Linked DNA regions of Homo sapiens: region 2 is linked to region 1. A link is a loop called in an ENCODE intact Hi-C map of the cell type or tissue named here. Cell type or tissue: K562. All regions are shown on one strand.

The links. Hi-C counts contacts between places; a loop is a spot of excess contacts. Peaks named below come from ENCODE experiments on the same cell type or tissue, not always from the same donor. Only the 100,000 strongest peaks of a DNase experiment are listed, where the experiment ranks them.
Region 2: a loop joins it to region 1, with 2.5 times the contacts of the local background. A loop is called at or near these places in 10 of 110 quality-filtered maps.

Annotation. Positions count from the first base shown.
Region 1 is chr10:17,001,310-17,005,309 of GRCh38, reverse strand. The region is part of intron 28 of CUBN (cubilin); the gene reads left to right. Among named protein-coding and RNA genes, the nearest start is that of CUBN, 130 kb to the left of the region's middle. In K562, no CTCF peak of the experiment used is centred here; a DNase peak (open chromatin) is centred at 1,989.
Region 2 is chr10:16,951,057-16,955,056 of GRCh38, reverse strand. CUBN (cubilin) reads left to right here. Exons shown (of 67, transcript NM_001081.4): 32 at 509-668; 33 at 2,668-2,781. Among named protein-coding and RNA genes, the nearest start is that of RSU1, 140 kb to the right of the region's middle. In K562, a CTCF peak has its summit at 2,212; DNase peaks (open chromatin) are centred at 2,176 and 3,806.

The DNA.
Region 1 (4,000 bases):
AGAATTTGGAAAAAAATGTCCGAACAATCTCCTTAGGGGGCTGATAATGAACAAAAGGTGAGAAACACTAGGGAAAGGGAGTGATAGAAGTTGACGCAGGACACGTTATCAGAAACCAACTGATAGGAAACATCACAAGAATTTGGATTTTATCCTGCCATCAGGGAAAGACCACCAATGGATTTTTAAGTGGGAAATTTAGTGATGCAAACAGAAGTACACTTTAGAATAAGAGTTCTGGCAAGTAGAGGGATGCCCAAGAAGAGGAAGAGACTGAGAGTTTGGTGACTAGTCAGAGCAGGGAGAAAGGAAATGAGTAGTGGGTGAGGCAGCGTATTAAAGAGCTGTTTAGGGCTGGGTGCAGTGGCTCACACCTATAATCCCAGCACTTCGGGAGGCCAAGGCAGGTGGACCATGAGGTCAGGAGTTTGAGACTGGCCTGGCCCACCCCATCTCTACTAAAAATTCAAAAATTAGCCAGCTGTGGTGGTGCGTGCCTGTAATCCTAGCTACTCAGGAGGCTGAGGCAGGAGAATAGCTTGAAACTGGGAGGCAGAGGTTGCAGTGAGCCAAGATGGCACCACTGCGCTCCAGCCTGGGCAATAGAGTGAGATTCTGCTAAAAAAAAAAAAAAAGAGCTATTTAGAAGGTAGGATGGGCAGATCTGATGGTGGAGTAGATGTGTGTCAATCTGGGAGACAGAAGAAGGAATCATGGATAGCTCCCGTTTTCCTGCGGTGTATGATTTGGTGCATGGTGGTGCCATTATTCATAGATAGGAAATCCCAGATAAAGACCATGTTTGGGGGAAAATTGTGAGCTTCTATTTGAACATGCTGAATTTGAGATGTTCAGGGGATGTATCCTTTCAGCAATTGCTGGTGTCAGTATAAAAATTAGGTGAGGTTTTGGGCCAGAGAAAGAGACTTTGGAATAAACTACATGTTGGTGAATTTGGAGTTGTGAGCATGATGAAATATATATCCAAAACTGTGCAAGGTATTTTTAGGCATATGAAAGAAATACCACGTTAGTCTTTGTCTTCAAGCTGAGCATGATCAGTTAGGAAGCAGGTGTAGAAAACTAACAGAAGTGCTGAACTGTGAGGTGCCTATTGCAAGGCTAGTAAGGAGGCTGGAAGTCATTGGGGAAAATCTTCACGGACTCTGTGAGATTTTAGAGCCCTTGAAGAATGATCAGGACAAGAAATGACAGATGGTGCCTGGATAAGCATGAGCCAAGAAAGAGAGAGAAACAAGCCTGATGTAATGAAGACAGTGGGATATGAGGCTTCGTAGACCTCCTGGGCTAGATTCTTTAGAATTCTCAAAGCCAGCTAGACTAGTGTGAACTTAACGTAGTAAGGAAAAGGGAACCACTGTTGTTTTAGACAATGGAGTGGGAAATGTCAAGGGAGGAGATTACAACTGGAGACATCATAGATCACAGTGACAGAGGCAACCCCAGGGGACCATTCTGGGTCCTGGTTACTAAGAGCGAGGAATAGCGGTCTGCAGAGACAAGACAACTGATGATCCAAGGTGAGTAACATTCTGATGAATCCTCAGCAAAGACACTCAAGGGCTATGTGGCCAGTGCTGTGATAAATCCTGGCACAGAAAATATTAGATCAATTGCCGCATTCTCTCTTCCTAATAATTTCTTCAAAGTTATAACTTTGAAATACAGACTCATGATTACCTAAGTTTTCCAGTTTGAAAATGATTTTAGGGCTCTTTTTTGTTATTGAACAAAAAACTTTTGTTGAACGAAAAAATTTTATTGAACAAAAAATGTTCAATTTAAAATTTTTATTATTGTGTGTCCTTGCTGCCACGTGGTGAAAAAATTCACAACAATCTGGAAGTATGATGTTGGCAATGAAAGTGATTTATGAATTGTGGTCAGCAAAGATTCTAGCGCAGGTTCACAGGGCTGGGCTGTGAATCACACTGTCTGGTTCTAATCTCAGGCGCAGACCTTCTCTCCGTTGGTAATGGAATTGCTTTCACAGTGTCGCTTCCTGCTAGGCTGTGATAGACATAATGTCACACAGAGAGAAATGGTAAAGCACCCATCCATCCGCCTCCAAAGTAACCTCAAGAATTTGATGTCAGATAAGGAAATCCTGCTTGGTTTTGGTAGAAATTTAAGTAAAAGAGAAGCTTTTAAAAACAACTAGCTCTGTTTAAGTTAAGAGATATTTCCCTAAATGCTGACTATTCTTTCTCTCACATTTATACATGCTATATCCCATCCTGTTTATGATGGCTTTTTCAGCCTATTTGATATTTTGGGCTTTTGTCTTTGTGATACTCTTAAAATATTTTTAAGCATGGAGACTGGAAATGAGTTCCTTCTTAGTGTGGAACCAAAGCACAGGTTTCTGCATCGTGATACTGAGTCTGATTTGTATTTATGACAAATTTTCACTTATATCTTTTCTGCAAAGAAATTCTTAATGGACGATGCTCATTTCTAAGAAATCTGTTTCTAAATAACTCCTTGTTGTAAAGTTGGGATAGTGACTAAGAAAATCCCACAGCTCTTTTGGCCTTGACTTCAGAGTTTCTCCAGCAAGGTCCCAATGATCAGAGGCAGCATTAAAGCTGTGCATATGCAGACCTTTCAGAATGAGTGGAAAAGCTCACTCCTGACATTTCTGCCTCCTTGACGACAGCAGTAAATACACATCCACACAGTTGACCTTCATCTCATGTTGGCTCTGAGTCTCTTCACCAGCAAGGGCCTCTCAGGAGTCTCGCCTCCCCATTCCCATGTCGCCACTGTTTGAAAAAGTTGGAGTTCTATTTCTATTGCCACTCTTTGAAACAGTTATAAAAAGAAAAAAAAATAACCCTCAAACCACCATGACCTTCCCAAATCACAGATTGCACAATTTGTAATAACAGTCCTTGAGATCTGGGCCAAAGAAAGGGCTTTCTCGAAACTTCTGTTTGTGTTCTGGTTCCCTGGCAACAATATCCCCAATAGAGGAATGCATGTACTTTGCAGGGGATTCCACACTTTTTCGTATGACACAAAAACCAAAACCACACTTTTTTTTTTCAGTTTCAAATATCATAGCAGCCAAAAATGAAGTGTAGAAACTTGAGTTCTAAGCCAACTCAGAACAAATGTGACGTTCAGCGTAGAACCTGAATTTTTGTCCCCAGAGGTTTCTCTTTTCGACCATTGACTTAAATGTTGCCATATTTGTTTCAAACATTACATATCCAAGGACTTGTTTTGTGTGAATGCACTGTGTACTCAGAGGAACAGAGGAAGCAGTGCCAGGTGGCAGCAGCATTGTCTCACAAACAGAACAAATCTGGTGGAGGACAGTAACTACCACTTATAAGAGTTAGTAGAATTTGATAATCTGTAGATCAGTAATGACAATAATATACTCTGTCCCTGATTTTTTTCTCCTCCTAGTTCCACAGGCTACTCAAATATAGACTATTTTGACCCTGTGTACCAAAATAATGAAATTGAAGGAATGCAGGATAAATAATATAGATTTTACCACCTAAATGTAATCTTAAATTTGTCTGAAGATATTATGATAAAAATAAACTATCTTGCCATGTAAAGAGTGAATGAAAATATGATTAAACGCTTAGTGCATTGGTTTAATTGACATCTCATTCACTATTACTGTTGTTGATGTTATCATTTTAAAACATGACTCAACATGTGTAATTTAAAAATATGATCTTGAGAAGTGAAGCCAGCTGGACTTCCTGGGTCCAGTGGGGACTCGGAGAACTTTTCTGTCTAGCTTGAAGCATTGTAAATGCGCCAGTCGGCGCTCTGTGGCTAGCTAAAAGTTTGTAAATGCACCAATCAGCACTCTGTAAAAACAGACCAATCAGCACCCTGTAAAACGGACCAATCAGCACTCTGTAAAGTGGACCAACCAGCGCTCTGTAAAATGGACCAATCAGCAGGATGTGGGCGGGGCCAAATAAGGGAATAAAAGCTGGCCTCCTGCGCA
Region 2 (4,000 bases), 50 kb after region 1:
CTTATATCACCCCTATCGTTTGAAAAGAATTCTGCCATTTCTCTTCTCTTGAGCATTACCCTATCACGAAACTTATGAAGAACAAACAGGTCCAACAAATGTTGGGATTCTGACAACAAATGCTCATCACTCATCATTATTTCTCGTCTGTTTTCTCATGTGTCTATTCTTGCATTACACATTTCCAGCACATGTTGTGGGCATGGCCTGTGAGGTGACTACACTGGGGTTGGGAAGGAAGGGGAGTGTGGAAGGGACGGCATTTATGAAGATATCAAGAAATCTAATAGTGGCTCTGACAGAGGAAGTCCTGCTGAAATTCACGTCAGCATCCCTAGAAATGACCAAAGACTTGTTACAGCTGTGAGAAAGGACAATAAAGCCAGTTTCCCTAGATCCAGCAAACGTGTGATTATCCACTAGTATATCGGCGTGCAGACAGTTCGTGGAATACAGGCCTTCTAGATGTGAATCTGAACCACTGTTTGCCCTGTCTCCTTTCTTGTAGGCATACGATGGCTTAAGCTCCACAATGTCCCGCCTTGCCAGGACGTGTGGAAGGGAGCAGCTGGCTAACCCCATCGTCTCCTCAGGAAACAGCCTCTTCTTGAGATTTCAGTCTGGCCCTTCCAGACAGAACAGAGGCTTCCGAGCTCAATTCAGGCAAGGCAAGTACCCTGTGGATCTTCCCAGGCACAAGAGAAATCTTCAGTGCTCTGTTTGGTGCAACAGTGAAATGAGACCTGTGCTCAGAAATTGATCACAGCCTTCTACTTAACATGTAAAAAATTAAATAGAACAAAAGAACTGTGACTTACAATTATCCCAACTCCTGATGCTTGTAACCTTCTCCTTCTCTGACTTCCTTTGGACCCGCATCTCTAACAAGTTTAAAAGTGCTTTTAAGACTAGAAACAGTATAAAAAAGTTTTATCCAAATTCACTGATCTAGCACTACCCAAGGCTTTACACTAGAATGGGATACACTGCTATCAATTACAAGACTTGCTTGTAATGTATTCAGATGCCAGCCCCTGGAAGCAGTGGTTTCCCTCATTTCTGAATCCTGCCATTGTCCAACTGAGGAGTCACTGTTGTTTTCCATTTATTTTTCTTTCTTTGTTCCCTCCCTTCCTCCCCTCTTCTTCCCCTTCCTCTCCTCCCCTTCCTTTTCCTCATCTCTCTTTCCCTCCCCTTCCCTTTCTTTCCACAGGGTCTCTCTCTGTCACCCAGGCTGGAGTGCAGTGGTGCAATCACGGCTCACTGAAGCCTCGACCTCCCAGGCTCAGGCAATCCTCCCACCTCAGCCTCCTGAGTAGCTGGGACTATAGGTGCACCCCCACGCCTGGCTATTTTTTTTCTTTTTTAGAGATGGGATCTGCTCTGTTGCCCGGGCTGGTCTCAAACTCCTGGCCTCAAGTGATTCTCCTGTCTTAGCCTCCCACCATACCTGGCCATTTTTGTTCTTAAATCACCACTTCTCCAAGACCTTTTTACCCATTGCCTTTCATCTGCTCGTTCTAAGAGATGAACCCCTTATCCCATAGTCAGAGATGACTTGTATTCAGATGACTCAGAACATTCACTACAAATACATTTAGTCTGTGTAGTCATTATGTCTATCTTAGTCAACTCGCTTATATTCTGTAGTAAAGAGCTCTGGATGGGGACAGTGCCTGGATCGAGGTCTCCCAAATACGCACCATAGACCTTTAGACTTTGGAGCAAGACAGACTATATTCTTGTTGATTTTAAAGAAAAACTAGTTTCCTAATAGTTCTTTTGCATGTTATTATTCACTTGTTTGTTGCTTCATAGTAAAAAGTCCCTGCTAGCTTTCATCCGGACTGTAACAACCTCCTGAAAGTCACCTACCCTTACCCCATCTCTCTCCAAAGTCGCCTGTAAAAGCCCTGCTCTGATCATGCCATTGGAATGCTCAATGTCTGTCCCGTCTCCACCTGGCCTGGAGAATAAAGCTCAAGCTCCTGCAGATGTTAACCAAGAGCCCCAGAACCCACCCTGACCTCTCTCCAGCGTCAGTCACCCACATCCCTGGGGCACCCCATGCTCCAGCTGAGCCTCTATAGATGCTCCTCTGTGTCTGCTCAGGCAGTCCCCTCCCTGGCCTCCCTTTTCTCACCCTCCAAGTCCTAGTTTAGCCTCGGCCTCCTCCTCAGCAAGACTCCTCTTACGCCCTCCAGCGGTGACCGCCTCTCCCTCTTCAAGACTCACATCGAATTTTGCTCTTCTCTAGTAATCTACAGTCATCCTTATGAAGCCTTATTCAATTGAGTATTTATTTTCCTGAAAAAAAGAGGTCATTTATAAGCAGATTATCCCTATGCCTATGATTTATGAGTGGGCAGTGTAAGTGAATCCATGCAAGAATTTTGTTTGAATGACTTAGGCAATTCATAGACATTTAATCTGTTGCTTTTTGCCACTTCCTACTTCCTGTAGTTGAAGAATAATTGTTAAAAATATAAACTGTGCTCCTGTTTTCTCATGGTTTATGTACAGCTCTCCTTATGGAGAACTTTCTTGGCGTGCATTTTAGAAATAAGAAGAAAAATCATTGATGGTTTTATTCATCAAATAATTGTTTTGTACGGTCAGTAGAAATGAAAAGCATATGACATGTATGTGTGTTTGTGTGTTCCCCAGCCTGCGGAGGCCACATCCTCACCAGCTCATTTGATACTGTTTCCTCTCCACGGTTCCCTGCCAATTATCCAAACAATCAGAACTGCAGCTGGATCATTCAAGCGCAACCTCCATGTAAGTAACAAAAATGAAAAAGAAAAGGCACACAGGAGAGAAGGTGTCTGTGGGAAGGTCAGTCTATGAGTAACCTTCTTATCTCAGTGCTAACAATCGATGGCCTTCCTCTTCATCTTTTGCAAGTCCCAATTCCTGATGTGCTTAAGAACAAGCATTTCCTAATCTGATAGGGAAGTCATTTCTACAGTTGCTTCTAAATTTAAAAACAATTTCTTTTTTTTCATGTCAAGGCCTAGCAAAGGTTAAAAAACACACACACGCACAACAACACAACACACCTACAACCTTGCTGTATTAACAGGCGTATGCAGGCGTATGAGATTGGGGGTAAACCAAAATAATCGATAAATAGTTTTTGACATGTGTGCCTTGAGTATAGCTGATGTTCAAGACAGTTGCTGAGTGAACAAATGAAGAAGAGTCACAGACTGGAGAATCAGTGACTCACGGGCCAGAATGCAATGCGCGCACCTATCCATCAAAGCAAACATTCATAAAACCTGGGCTCTCCTGCAAGGTACTATTCCAGCACAGGCCTAGAAGAAACATTGAATAAACGCTTACTTTCTTTTCTTTTTTGGAACCCTAGAATCTTATTTTCTGACCTGGTAACAGTCCGATGGTAAGGACTTCTGTCCTCATTTTACAGACAGAGAACATCAGGAAATGCCCCTCAAGGACATGACAGAATGGCTGCAAAGCGGGTGATGCTGGGGCCCTTCTGAATCCTGTTTCAGAGGAGCCCTGCCCTCCTTTGAGGTTTGCAGGAAAATACAGTTTCAGGCATAATGTAGGAAAGTCTTTAAGTTCTTCACTCTGCACAGTAATTAATCGCCTGTGTGAAAATAGGGAAGTCACTTAAGCTAATCAGGCCATGAAAAAGTAATCTGCAAAATGAAGAGTTTGGCTTAAATATTCTCTAGCACTTTCCCCTGGGATGTCAGGAGTTAACAAATTGCTAGTATCTTCATTGACATGCATAAGATGTGGCAGCCGATGATGTCATCCTTAGCCAATTCAAACGGGGAGGTGGAGCCCCAAAGAAAGTTGCCAGCCAGCCAGAAACTGAGCTGTAGATAAAGAAGCCCCCTCCCTTGAACTGAGAAGTTTGTGCCTGAGGATTATTTTCTAATGAGTTGTAAAGCATTTAGATGAAAGATCTCACTGGTTCAAGAACAGCAATAGGAAAAGATCCTATTCTGAAGATTAGGGAGCT